Regions from separate parts of the Homo sapiens genome. Here region 1 is linked to region 2. Evidence: read pairs that join two places in POLR2A ChIA-PET (ENCODE). Cell type or tissue: HCT116. All regions are shown on one strand. Each heading gives the region's core, and the rest is flanking DNA. Links, peaks and the distances in the headings are about the cores only.

The links. ChIA-PET counts read pairs that join two places held together with the same protein. Peaks named below come from ENCODE experiments on the same cell type or tissue, not always from the same donor. Only the 100,000 strongest peaks of a DNase experiment are listed, where the experiment ranks them.
Region 1: POLR2A ChIA-PET joins it to region 2 with 8 read pairs; 1 of 35 experiments calls an interaction of 5 or more read pairs at or near these places.

The regions. Positions count from the first base shown.
Region 1 is chr1:2,196,106-2,203,418 of GRCh38, forward strand. It overlaps a transcript of FAAP20 not described here. Among named protein-coding and RNA genes, the nearest start is that of FAAP20, 5.0 kb to the left of the region's middle. RefSeq lists enhancers at 1-301, 2,923-3,520. In HCT116, for the core only: no CTCF peak of the experiment used is centred there; a DNase peak (open chromatin) is centred at 3,386; H3K4me3 peaks cover 1,589 bases; H3K27ac peaks cover 1,378 bases.
Region 2 is chr1:1,964,176-1,970,601 of GRCh38, forward strand. CFAP74 (cilia and flagella associated protein 74) reads right to left here. Exons shown (of 39, transcript NM_001304360.2): 11 at 4,460-4,658; 12 at 2,196-2,351; 13 at 713-886. Among named protein-coding and RNA genes, the nearest start is that of CFAP74, 36 kb to the right of the region's middle. In HCT116, for the core only: no CTCF peak of the experiment used is centred there; a DNase peak (open chromatin) is centred at 5,186; H3K27ac peaks cover 1,313 bases.

The DNA.
Region 1 (7,313 bases), core at 1,913-4,412, 230 kb after region 2:
GCCAGCTGACCAAGCGCTCTCAGACAGCCAGTGTCCAGGGCTCCCCGACAGTCCTGGCTGCCCTGGCTTCAGCTCCGAGCTTCTGGGTCTTTCCTGGAAATGTCACCATGGTCTGCAGGAGGGCCTTGGGTACTTCCAGGAAGACTGGTCCCAGCCTCCCAAGACAGGAGAAAAGGCCAGGCCCAGCAGCCCATGCCTGCAATTCTAGGACTTGGGGAGGTCCAGGCAGGCAGATTGCTTGAGCCCAGGAGTTTGAGACCAGCCTGGGCAACATGGCAAGACCTTGTCTCTATAAATAAAAAATTAGCTGGGCATGGTGGCATGTGCCTGTGGTCCCACCTACTTGGGTGGCTAAGGTGGGAGGATCACCTGAGCCCAGGTAGGTGGGGGCTGCAGTGAGGCAAGATCGTGCCACTGCACTCCAGACCCCAACTCAAAAAAAAAAAAAAATAGGCCAGGTGTGGTGGCTCAAGCCTGCAATCCCAGCACTTTGGGAGGCCAAGTCGGGAGGATCACTTGAGGCCAGGAGTTTGAGACCAGCCTGGCCAACATGCAGAAACCCCATCTCTACTAAAAATACAAAAATTAGCCGGGCATGGTGGTGCACACCTTTAATCCCAACTACTTGGGTGGCTGAGGCACGAAAACCACCTGAGCCTAGGAGGCATAGGTTGTGGTGAGCCAAGATCGCACCACTGCACAACAGCTTGGGCATCACAGCAAGACTCTGTCTCGAAAAACAAAAAAAGACAGAGGAGAAAAGCCCTTGGTGACAAGTGTTTGCTCAGCTCTCTGTGCCGTGCTGGGGGTGGTGGGGGGTGTTCTTGCTCCTTCCTCTCCCTTCCCCACTCTGGCTCCCAACCCCAGGGTTCTGCTGTTGGACCCGGGGGTGGCTCCTGCCTCCTCCTCCTCTATGGCCCCCACATGGTCCAGTGCCCTCCTGCCATGGGACCGGCCGGCCTCTGGATGGGCTCCGAGCCCCCTGGGACCCATCTCCTTCCCTGCCTGGGTCCCTTGGGCAGAGCCTGGGAAACTCAGGCCCCTGCCCTGTCCTGGAGGACCATGTGAGGGACACCTGTGTGTGGCTGCTGCCCCAGAACAGGGGCCTTTCTGGGCGGGAGGACCCAGCCCCCACCCCTGGAAAGCCAAACACTAGAGCTTTGCTGGGGTCTTCAGCATCCTTCCAGCCCCTCCCGGCTCCCCCATGCAGGTGCCCTGGCCACTGGGCCCAAGAGGGGCAGAGCCGAGCAGAAGCAGGGCGGGGTCTCAAGTGACCCAGACCCGGGACACCTGCGCTGCCCGGCTGGCGCAGGCTGCTTGGGAAGCTCTCGCTGCGGGTGCCCCAAGGGTAGGAGGCACGGGCCTGCAGGGGACCTCAGGGCTGGCTGAGCCTGGCTCCAGCCCGCATCACTGAAGCTGGGGGGCCCCCATCCCCTTGAGTCTTAGCCACCCCAGTGGGCCTCATTTACCCTTGGCCACCAGGGAAGAGGAGCCAGGGCCCCAGGCCAGTGCCATGGGGCAGAAGGCAGGGCCTCTGGGCCTGGTGCTTTGGGGACGCAGAGGCAGCACAACGTGTCACAGTTGTCCTCCTGGGGGCTCTTCCCCTCCAGTTTATCTGCTGCTCTGGATTAATCTCCCCTCCTCCCATGTCACCACTGGGGAGGGGGCAGTGGGGCAGGCCCCTGTGACCTACAGCCAGAGATAAGTCCACAGAGAAAGGCACTGGGGTGACCTCTGCTCTGGGCACGTGGCGGGTGCCTCCACTTGTCAGGAAGCCTGACCCCCAATCCCCTCCCGCCTGACAGCTTCCCGACAGCTGCCTGCCAGCCGAGGGCCTGGAAGGGGACCGGCCACTCAAGACTCTCAAGACAAGGAAGCATGTTCACCTCCAACAAACATACCTTGTCCTGCCTGTCCTCAAGTTATCAGCATGACACAGCGGTGCTGGTGATGGTGATGGTGGAGGTTTCAAAGTTGAACCTGATGAAAACGCTCCACTTCTTCGGAGCCATCTGCTGCTGTGGTGACGGAGTTTTGCTTTATTGGAAAATAATTTCTGGTTGGGACTGACACGTGCACAGTGGAAATGAGTTTTTTCTAAGCCAAAATTCATGTTTACAAAAGAACGTTTCAGCTGTGGGAGTTTGCATCCCAGGCAGAGCAGAAGGTGATCGAGTGGGTGGGGGCATCAGAGCCACCCATCTCCTACTCCCGCACCTGCAGACCGGTGGGCTAGGAGGCCCCTTACCCTCTGTGGCAAAAAAGGACACATTTATGGATGATGAATCAGGCCCCAGCCCACTGAGCTGGTTTCAGAAGCCAGGCTGGCCGTAGGTCAGGGAGCCAGGCCTCTCCAACTCCTTCCACCGCGGAAGAACAAGTGTCCCAGCCACTGGCATCCTCAGAGTCACCCAAATGTTCATCTCTGCCCAGCGCTGACACCCTGCAAATCAGGCTAAGACAGCGGTGACGGGCCCTGAGGCTGGCAGGCCTAAGCAGCCCGGTGGCCGTGCACCCTCCCAATTTCCAAATGAGACCTGTGGCCGACAGGCACCCTGGGCACATGCTGAAGGCACTGGGCTGCCTCCACCCCTTCCCATGTGGCTAAATGGCCCAGCACCCACACACGGTGCCCTGGCAGTGCTCACCTGCTGGCAAGGACAGCCAAAAGGCCCGGGCAGCCTTCTGACGCAGCCAGGAACTGGGCTGTGCTCCACCACACCTGCTGGCCCGTGGATGCCAGGCAGGCACGCCCACCCATAGCCAGATGTGGTGGCATTTATGGGATACGGGAGTGCCAGGCAGACAGGCTGTGAGAGACAGTTGCCTGGGAAACATCGCCAGATCTTTGGGGCAGCAGAGCAGGTGCTCGGGCCCACACATGGGGTGCAAGAGTAGGGGTGTGCCTTGGTGCCCTTGGGCACCGACAGCCTCCTCACAGCCTCAGTGGCGGGGTCATGGCACAGGCCTGCCCCTGACCCCAAGAACCAGAAAGCCAGGAGCAGCTGGGGAGGGCCCTGGCCCGGGAGAGACAGCGGTCCTGTTTCTGAACCCCATCCCAGCCATGGCCTGTGTCTGGGCCAGCATCCCCGACCAGACAGGGCCAGCCGCCCTCTCTCAAAGTCCCCAGCACCCCTTCAAGCAGTATCCGGTTCACACCCTCCCACAGCCTGTCCTCCATCCCCACGTGTCGGGCTCAGCTTCCGCACCACTCAGCCCCCACCCAGGGGCGGGCTTTTATCAGCCCCAGATCCTGCTCTGACGTCCCCCCGCCCGGAGAAGCTTCCCCAGCCCAGCCCAGCCCAGCCCAGCCCAGGCTTCTCTCTCCACCCCACTGCCCTGCTGGGAAATTGTGAGCTCAGATGCTGATTGGTCTACCCAGGAGGGCGGTCCTGTGTGCTCTGTTCCCTGGGAAGCCTCTCAGAGTGCGCGGCACCAAGGAGCCGGTCAGGGAGTGGAGACCTCTCAGGGCACCCCTCCTCTGGGGAAGGCAAGTCACAGAAACCAAGCTGGAGGAGCACTGTGGGTTGAGCAGCGTCTCCGAAGACTCATGTCCACCAGTACCTGAGAAAGTGGCCTCGCTCGGAAGCAAGGTCTGTGCCGATATAATCAAACCAGGATGAGGCGATACTGGGTTAGGGTTGGCCCTGAATGCAGTGTGAGCAGTGTTCTTGTAAGAAAAGGAAAATTGTCCGGGTGCAGTGTCTCACGCCTGCAATCCCAGCACTTTGGGAGGCCGAGGCGGGCAGATCACTTGAGGTCAGGAGTTCTAGACCAGCCTGGCCAACATAGTGAAACCCCGTCTCTACTAAAAAACACAAAAATTAGCTGGGTGTGGTGGTGGGCGCCTGTAGTCTCAGCTACTCGGGAGGCTGAGGCAGGAGAATCGCTTGAACCCAGAAGGCAGAGGTTGCAGTGAGCCAAGATTGTGCCATTTTACTCCAGCCTGGGCAACAGAGCAAGACTCCGTCTCAAAAAAAAAAGAGAGAGAGAAAGAAAAGGAAAATTGGCCAGGTGCTGTGGCTCATGCCTGTAATTTCAGCACTTTGGGAGGCCGAGGCAGGTGGATCATGTGAGGTCAGGAGTTCGAGACCAGCCTGAAAGACATCGTGAAACCCCATCTCTACTAAAGATACAAAATTAGCTGGGTGTGGTGGTGGGCACCTGTAATCCCAGCTACTTAGGAGGCTGAGGCAGGAGAATCGCTTGAACCCAGGAGGCGGAGGTTGCGATAGGCCGAGATCGTGCTGTTGCACTCCAGCCTGGGCGACAAGAGCAAAACTCTATCTCAAAAAAAAAAAAAAAAAGGTAAGGAAAATTTGGACACAGAGACACAGGAAGGAGGCTTTGGGGTTGGGGGTGGAGCAGCTGCACGCCAGGGAATGCCGGGGGCCCGGGGCTGGAAGGGGCAGGCAGCAGCCACCCAGAGCCTTTAGGCGGAGCTCCACCCTCCCAACCACTGATTTTGGACACCAGCTGCCTGAACTGTGAGAATATACATGTCACTCGTTTTAGGCTCCCAGTGTGTGGTCATTTTTTCACAGCAGCCCCAGGAGACACGCAGCAGGCTCCCGGCTTTCCAAGCCGCCACGCACCAAGTTCAGCTTGAAAACGCTGAGCCCAGCTGGGTGCGGGGAGCCCTCGGTCTCCTGTCCACCACACCCGGAGCTGAGGAAGAGGCTCCCCCATGGGCCAAGAGCTGGAAGGGGGCCCTTGGAGGATCCCCCAAGGTCCTCCAAGTGGGCCAGGAAACCTCTGCAGGTGGAGAGGGTGGCTGGGACCCCCTCGGGAGTCCCCAGGGAAGGTCTGGCTTCTCGGCTCTGTAGAATCAGCTTTGTCCCCAGTTCAGCACGTTTTTATGGGAAATCTGCTGGCTGGGGACAGCCCTTGATGTCCTGAGATGAGATGCTGCCTGGTCCCTGCACCTTCCAGGACCCAGCTCACCTGTGGCGCACAGGTTTCCACTTGTCATAGGAAACTGTGCTTGGTGCATCCCCTGTGCAGCCGGCTGTGAACTGTGGGCTCCAACCCTGCTTGGTTTGCTTCAACTTTCTGAGTGACGTGCAGACCTTCACAGAGGAGCCGTGGGGTGGCTCCATCCAACGCCTCCCTCGCTGCCCCTGTGTTGGAAAATAAGGACAGTGGGTGGCCTGGGCCCTGCGCATCCTCCAGAGGGTCAGGGACACGCACGGTGAGCGACCTCTGTAGGCTCGAAGGCACAGCCTGGAAGGACTGGGACACCCGTGGGCAGGGAGCAAGAAGGCACCGCCGGGGGCTTAGGTCTTCTTTGTTCATCTGGTAGAATTGCTGACTTTTAGAGAAAGGGACCTGAGGCTGGGCACGGTGGCTCACACCTGTCAAATCTCAGCACTTTGGAAGGCCAAGGCGGGTGTATCACCTGAGGCCAGAAGTTCAAGACCAGCCTGACCAATATGGTAAAACCCCATCTCTACTAAAAATACAAAATTTAGCCGGGCGTGGTGCCGTGCGCCCATAGTCCCAGTTATGTGGGAGGCTGAGACAGGAGAATTGCTTGAACCTGGGAGGCGGAGGTTGCAGTGAGCCAAGATTGTGCCACTGCACTCCAGCCTGGGTGACAGAGCAAAACTCCAACTCAAAAAAAACAAAAAGTCTGGGCGCGGTGGCTCATGCCTGTAATACCAGCACTTTGGGAGGCCAAGGCAGGCGGATCACGAAGTCAGGAGCTTGAGACCATCTTGGCTAACACGGTGAAACCCTGTTTCTACTAAAAATACAAAAAATTAGCTGGGCGTGCTGGTGGGCACCTGTAGTCCCAGCTACTTGGGAGGCTGAGGCAGGAGAAAGGCGTGAACCCGGGAGGCGGAGCTTGCAGTGAGCCGAGATAGTGCCACTGCCCTCCAGCCTGGGCGACAGAGCGAGACTCTGTCTCAAAAAAAAAAAAAAAAGAAGAAGAAGAAGAAAAAGAAAAAGTGGCCTGAAAGTTATGGCCCAAAAATGGGCCTGATTTTCTGTTTCTCTTTTCCCCTGGGTGCTCCCTCAGGGACTGTTTGGAGAACCAGGCTCCAGGAGGCCCCTGTGCAGACTCCGGGCTGTCCTGCAAACCCCAGCACCGTGTGGCCTTGGCCCAGGGCTGCTCTCCCCTACCAGGTACCCGAGGAGGAGGTGGCCTCTGTTCCTTCCAGCTATGCCCTCCATATGTGCCACCGGACCCCATCACCACGAGCCCCAGCTAAGTGACAGCCAACAACCCTACTTCTGTTTTTGTTTTAGAGACAGGGTCTTGCACTGTTGCCCAGGCTGGAGTGCAGTGGCGAAATCTCGATTCACTGCAACCTCCACCTCCTCGGTTCAAGCAATCCTCAACACCTCTTTATTTTTATTTTATTTATTTATTGAGACAGAGTCTCCCTCTGTTACCCAAGCTGGAGTCTAGTGGCATGATCTCGGCTCACTGCAACTGATGCTTCCCTGGCTCAAGAAATCCTCCCACTTCAGCCTCCCAAGTAGCTGGGACTACAGGCACAAGCCACCACACCTGGTTAATTTTTTGTTTTGTTTTGTTTTGTAGAGACGGGATGGGATTTTGCCATGTTGCCCAGGCTGGTCTTGAACTCCTGAGCTCAAGCGATCCTCTTCCCTCGGCCTCCCAAAGTGCTAGGATTACAAGCATGAGCCACTGCACCAGGCCCTGGCTAATTTTATTTTTTGTAAAGATAGGGTCTCATAATATTGTCCAGGCTGGTCTCGTCAAACTCCTGGCCTCAAGCAATCCTCCTGCCTTGGCCTCCCAAAGTGCCATATACCCCCACTTCTGGGTGAGCAATTTCCGACTTTGTGGTGTGAGGGATGATGTCTGACATGAAGCTCCATCCTCCTCCCTGGGGTCCATCCTGCAGTGGGAGCCGTCCTCCCAGCCAGCTGGTGACTGGACAACAGTGCTGTCCATCCGAGTGGGACACTGGCTGAGACTCTCCTCACCCTCCCATCCCCCTTCTGCTTTTCTCCCTGCCCATGGCCTGGCAACCTTCCCCGGGGCCAGAGGGCAGCCCAGGGTCCCGAGGCCCCAGGAAGCTATCTGGCCGCTGGAAGTAGTGGCCTGATGCCCAGCAGAATCTCAGAACAGGCCCTTCGCCTGCAGCCCAGGTGGGGCCAAGGCACAGCTAGGATCCCGACAGGCCAGAGAGTGGCCGCTGAGACAAGCCCCGCCCTCCCTTCTGCCGCCTTCTTCCCCCCAGGCTTCTCCATAGTGGGGCAGGCTCTCTGGACACCCCTCCGCAGTCAGGGCCCACCCATGGCTGCCCTGCCCAGGCCTGGGCACAGCTGCACTGACT
Region 2 (6,426 bases), core at 3,927-6,426:
CTCCATGGATGGACTTGAGCTGGGGTCAAATACAGGAGCCCACAGCCTGCTCTGTCTTGCAGAGTTTGGCAGAGGCGTCCAGGCACCAACCTCAGCCTCACATGTTCCCACCCTGTCCCTGCTACATCCCTGTCCCGAGGTTCAGGGGACCCCCACTGCCCCAAGTGGCACAGGGCTTTCGGGGCCACGGCACCCCCATTGCTCAGACTGGCGTCCAGCCCTCCATGGGGATGGGGCCCTCTCCCTCCACCTCCTGGAAGAGAAGGTCCACACTTGGGCCTGTGCCTCCTGAGGAAGCCCCCGGGTTTTCCAGCGTTAAAAAGCGAAAGGCAGGCCAGGCGCAGTGGCTCATGCCTGCAATCCCAGCACTTTGGGAGGCTGAGGCGGGCAGATCGCCTGAGGTCAGGAGTTCGAGACCAGCCTGGCCTACATGGTGAAACCCCGTCTCTACTAAAAATACAAAAATTAGCCAGGCGTGGTGGCAGGCGCCTGTAATCCCTGCTACTCGGGAGGCTGAGGCAGGAGAATCGCTTGAACCCAGGAGGCGGAGGTTGCAGTGACCTGAGATTATGCCGTTGCACTCCAGCCTGGGCGACAGAGTGAGACTCCATCTCAAAAAAAAGCAAAAGGTGTCAGGGGTTGGGCTGCGGCAGGGCTCCCCTGCTGTCCTGTGCTGCTGCCCGTCCCGTTCCTGGCCCAGCTGCGGGCTCACCTGGAAGTGGAGGAGCTCCGGTTTGCTGTTGAAGGGGCGTCCTTGGAACTCACGCCCCCACACCACCTGCTTGTGGACCACCCTGCTCCGCAGCCGCTCCACCGTGCGCTCCAGGATGTCCTTGTCCATCTTTGTCCCGCCCACGGGCTTTCGGTCCACGTCCTCCTTGGGCACCTGGGGGTCACAGAGACAGAGGCTGGGGCTGTTAGCGGCTCCACCTGGGCGGCGCCGGTGGCAGCTCGGAGGCGAGGGTAGCGGTTAGCAGAGCACGGACAGCCCAGCCCCACCGGCTGCCACCAGCGCTGGAGCTGGGAAGAGCCCCATGGCCCGGGGAGTTGCTCTGAGTTGCTCAGAAAGGCCCTGGGGACCGACTGACTTTCTGCTCCATTGACAAGGCAGGGACCCCTCACTTCCAAAAAAGAGGAAACCAGGAAACAAGAGCAGACAGCTCCAGATTCAGGTGGATTTCTGGGAAATGATGTGGAGGGGGAACTTTCCAGATTGTTAAATCAGGACAAGAGGAAGGTTTTGAAAGGTTCTGCAGGAAGCAGTTTTCTCGAGCGGGCAGTGTCAGCACACACTGGGCTTTCTCAGATGAAAAGCCGCTTCCCTGGCCAACACCAGCAACCAGGAAGATCAGAACTGGAGTCCTGAACTGTCCCTTCAGAAGCTGCTTGGACTCTGCGTGGGTCCTGGCTCTGGGCTGTGGGCTGTCCCTGCTGGTGCCCATGCCCGGCAGCCGGGCAGCCTCCTCCCTGGCTTCCCGGGGTGGGGGGGGCACTTGGCACCCTCCTCTTGTCCAGAGGCAGCCTTCTCCCTTGGGTGTCCCCAGTGGGCAGGTGGTGGCTCTGCCTGGCCTGTCTTGTTCACCACCCTGGTCAGCCCGGCATCCCCAGAACCAGCAGAACCAGGTGGCTTTTGCCCTGACAGTAGAGGTGGCCAATGCTTACAGAAACCGGGCGGCGGGCATTGCCCTCCCACGTGGGACAGGGCCACAGCCTGAGCCACACTGCTGCAGAGACCGTGTCTTGCTGTAACTGCTCTTTCAGAGGCAGAAGGACCCCAGCGCCAGATGGGGCATGTTTCTTACAAAAGGCCGTCAAAGAAAGTTTGCACGCTTCTTCTAGAAAGATGCTTCTCCAATAGTACACGGAGTAGCTCAGAGTCATTCCCTCAGCCTTTCAGCTTTGGAGCCCCACCGTCCCTCCCCGTTACACCATGGTGACCGAGCTGTCTGTCAGGGGGAGCTTGGGGTCGTCGAGCACGCGTGGTGCCCTCCAGGCTCCGCGAAGAGGGAAAGGCATGAGTGTGGAGAGGGAGGCGGGGGGCGTCCACACACAGGAGAGGGTGGCGGGAGATGGCAGGCACAGCCAGGAGAAGCCTCAGAGCAGCTGGTGTGGCCGGGGCAGGCGTGGGAGGTGGCGAGCCGGCGACAGAGGGCCGGGGTCCGTCTGCAAGCGTCTAAAGGAGCAGGAGCTGATACCTGGTATGGCTTGTAGTCTTCATTCCAAAGCCCAGAGATCTCGGGCTCAGCTAACGTTTCCTCCTCTGAGCTGGCCCCGGGGTCCCCCTGGATAAGCTCACTGGAAACGACTTCCAGCAACCGAGAGGGCCCGGGGCCTGCAGCAGCCTCGTAGTCCTGCAGTCGGGGAGAGGAACATCGCAAAGACACGCTCATGACAGAGAACAGGGAAGAGAAACTCGGCCCAGCCCCCGCCGGTATGGCCCGCTGCCTGCCCCCGTTCTTCTGCCTCACGTACTCTGCATGGAGATAGCGGTGCACACGGTTTTGTAACTTTTTCTACTTGAAATATAAGTATTTTAATACATTATTAAATATTTTTCTACAATGCTCAGAAGAGTCTGCAAAATATTTCCTTTGATAGGAAAATGTTCTAATTCACGGACTGGCATCCTTGGCGCCGATCCTCAGGCACTCATCTGTTCTCATTTTTTTTTTTTTTTTTGAGACGCAGTCTTGCACTGTCACCTGGGCTAGAGTGTAGCAGCGCGATCTCAGCTCACTGCAACTTCTATCTCCCGGGTTCACATGATTCTCCTGCCTCAGCCTCCCGAGTAGCTGGGATTGCAGGCGCCCGCCACCACACCCAGCTAATTTTTTGTATTTTTAGTAGAGATGGGGTTTCACTATGTTGGCCAGGCTGGTCTCGAACTCTTGATCTCATGATCCACTCACCCTAGCCTCCCAAAGTACTGGGATTACAGGTGTGAGCCACCGCGCCTGGCGCAGTTCTCATTTCTGTGGATATAAGCCATGCCCGGGAAAAGCCCCAGGCTGACCCCAGGAGGATGGCTGTGGTGGTTTCCTCAGAATGAGTTTGGGGACGGAGCCTTGCCTATCTGCTCTGGCTCTGTCCCAGGCCTGCTGGAGAAGGGGGAACTGGGCCGGGTAGACAGGGTTCTTCTTCCTGGGGACCGTCCTATGGAGCGACAGACAGGAAGTCTGGACGGGGCCAGCGCATTGCTGTTACTGTGACCTGTATAGTGCCACAGGTGGTGCCACAGAAAATCGCAGGGAGCAGCTCACGGGTGGGGGTGGGGGCAGGGGAGGCTTCTCTGGAGCAAGGAGGCGCAGCAGGGTGCTCCTGGCGGAGGGATCGGCGGGTGCAAAGGCCCCGGCGTGAGACGGGCAGTGAGGGGTGGATGGGGCAAAGGCTCAGCCCAGGCACTGGGAGCCTGGGTAGCAGGAAAGGACCTTCTCTGGTGCCCTGAAGGGCACCGCAGAGACCCTGTGGAGGCCAAAGCTGAGGCAGCCCAAGGCTTTCTCTTTCCCAGCAGGGCATCGGTTGCAGCAGTGACCTTGACCTTCAGGTTTTGGGGTACACAAGGGCAGAGACTGCAGCACTGTGCCAGACTCAGGAGAGGACCATCGTCCCTACCCCACACCTTTAGGGAAAGGTAAACTAGAAATACATTCCCCCAACTGAAGCCAGTTGCCTGCAGCAGCAGTGGACACCAAGCAGGCCCTGGATGTGAGTGAGTGAGTGAATGAGTAAGTGAGTGAATAAGTGAATGTGTGAGTGAATGAATGAATGAGTGAATCAGTGAGTGAGTGAATGAGTGAATGAGTAAAGAATGAATGAGTGAATGAGTGAGCGAATGAGTGAATGAATGAGTGAATGAGTGAATGAATAAGTGTATCAGTGAGTGAGTGAATGAATGAGTGAATGAGTAAAGAGTGAATGAGTGAATGAATGAGTGAATGAATGAAGAATGAGTGAGTGAATGAATGAAGAAAGAATGAGTGAGTGAACGAATAAAGGATGAGTGAGTGAATGAATGAGTGATAGGAAAGCTGTCCTCTAGGTGCTATCAGGAGTGCTTTGTAGCAGGGTGATCCCAGGCATGTGGTCTGAACGGCTGTGCACATCTCCCTGGCAGGCGGCTGACCCAGCTCTACAGGGCCAGGCAAGGTGGTCCCAGCCTGGTGGGCAGCAACACTGCTGGGGGTGACGCAGGGTCTGGTGGGCACACCGAGACCAGGAGGACACTGGACCCTTGCTGGGGATGCTGCGGCCATGGGCCTCTCTCATGTGGTGGGTCCGTAGTGTGTCTTGTCCCCTTGTCCTTGAGCTGAGTGGCGGCCACTCAGCGGGCTCAGCAACCCCCTGCAGGTGGCCATGGTGCTGAGGTCCTCAGAGGATGTCTCACCACACCTGAGCCCTGAGGCCCCACCTGCCCTCCACAGGTGTGCGGCTTCTGTCTACAGGAAGGCGTTTTGCTCACCAGTGTGTACGTGTTGGTTGGGACTGTGGTCTTCTTGCAAAAGTCAGAAATGTAGTTCCAGGTCTTGTCCCTCAGGGTCAGCCGGTGCCTGGCACTGGTGGGGGGATGCTGTTTCTTCCTCTTTTCCTCCTCAGCCTCCTCTTTCAGAATCCGACTGATGATCTCCTGCTTTCTGAGCTTCTGCTCCTCCTCAAAGGCCCTGCGTGGAGTCGCTTCTCAGATGAGTGCAAGAGGTCCCCTGCCTCCACCTTGCCCCAGATGAGACAGTGCCCGGCGGCCCCTCCCTAGCGCCCTCCTGGGGGCTCCGGTCCTGCCCAGCAGCCCCAGGTGAGACAGCGCCTGGCGGCCCCTCCCTAGCTCCCTCCTGGGGACTCCATCCTACCCAGCAGGGCTCTTGGGGTGGGAACTTCCTGGTCCTGGAGCTAAACGCAAGCTCCAGTGGGAAGCAGATGGGCAGAGGCCAAGCCAGAGGTTCCAGGCTTAAACCCCAGCCCTGCCCTGCCCAGTCCATCCCTGCCAAGCCCAGTCCTGCTCAGTCCTGCCCAGCCCTGCCCAGCCCTGCCCAGCCCAGCCTAGCCCTGCCCAGCCCTGCCCTGCCCAACCCAGCCCTGCCCAGCCCTGCCCAACCCAGCCCTGCCCTGCCCTGCCCAGCCCAGGCCTTCCCAGCCCAGCCCTGCACTGCCCAGCCCTGCCTTGCCCAGCCCTGCCCTGCCCAGCCCAGCCCAGACCTTCCCAGTCCAGCCCTGCCAAGCCCAGCCTTGCCCAGCTTAGCCCTGCCCTGCCCAGCCCAGCCCATCCCTTCCAAGTCCAGTCCTGCCCAGCCCTGCCCAGCCCAGCCCTGCCCGGCCCAGCCCTGCCCACTTCGCAGCCCAGTCCCCCAGCAGCCTTGGCTGCCCGGAGGGCTTCTTCCAAGCCCTTATTTCTAGGCTGGCGTGGGGCTGCCACTGAGAGTAGCACCAGGGCTAAAGATGTTCATCCACTCACTGCAGCTGCACTTCCCGGGTGCCTCCTACATGCCAGGCCTGCGCCAGGCTAAGGGATGTATAGGCGGTGGAGCTGCTGCCAGGACCCCCCCGCCCAGGTGGGCAGGCTGATGGGTGGTGGAGAACTCTGATCGTGACTCAGGGGGGTGGGGAGGACGCACTCAGGGCTCTGTGGCACCCAGAGGAGGATGCCTTGCCCAGTGAGAGGGCCAGGAGCCCCCGCCCAGGCAGATCCTAAGCAGTGATTGGCCAGGGCCGTGGACAGGGAGACTGGGATGGGGAGAAAGGGCCAGGCTCCCGGGATGAGGGCAGCTTCGGGCAAAACCCAGGACAGGGTGGTTTGCGTGGAGGTCACTGGGGAGCGTTACGGGCAGGGCTGGGAAAGGCGAGACTGAGCGGGAGAGAGGGGCCTTGTAGGAACCTGGCCCCGAGGTCTGGATCTCAGGAAGCCCAGTGGGGCCCGTGGGTGGGGGGTCCGAGAGGGCAACATGGGCCCCCGTTTGGAGAAGAACAGAGAGTGAAGCCAGAAGCAACGTGTTCACCACGGACCCAAGCTGGCAGGAGGTGGTCTGAGGGGCCAGGAGGGCCCCAAGGCCGTGGCAGCAGGAAGCCAGGTGGACGGCCCTGGACAGGGAGTGAGCAAGGGCAGGCCCAGCAGCACCAGGTTCCCTGGAGGGGCCTGGTGCTCCCTGGAGACTTCTGGGTGGGCCAGGAAAGAGCCCGCCAGTCCCTCCTTGTGAGAAGTCAGGACAGGAGCCGGAGGCTCTCGACAGGGGCCGGGGTTTCAGCGTCTGGGAGGGGAGAAGGGGCCGAGGGTTGGGCGTGGACTGGAGTAGGGGCAGGGCTGGGCAGGCTGAGTCAGGCCCAGGCAGGGCAAGGGTAGCAGCCTGGAGCCCCTGTTCCCGTGCCCCACAGCCGCCTGAGTGGGCGCCCTGGGAGAGAGAGCAGCTTTGCTCAATGTGAAGCCGAACCCCCTTGGCTCTC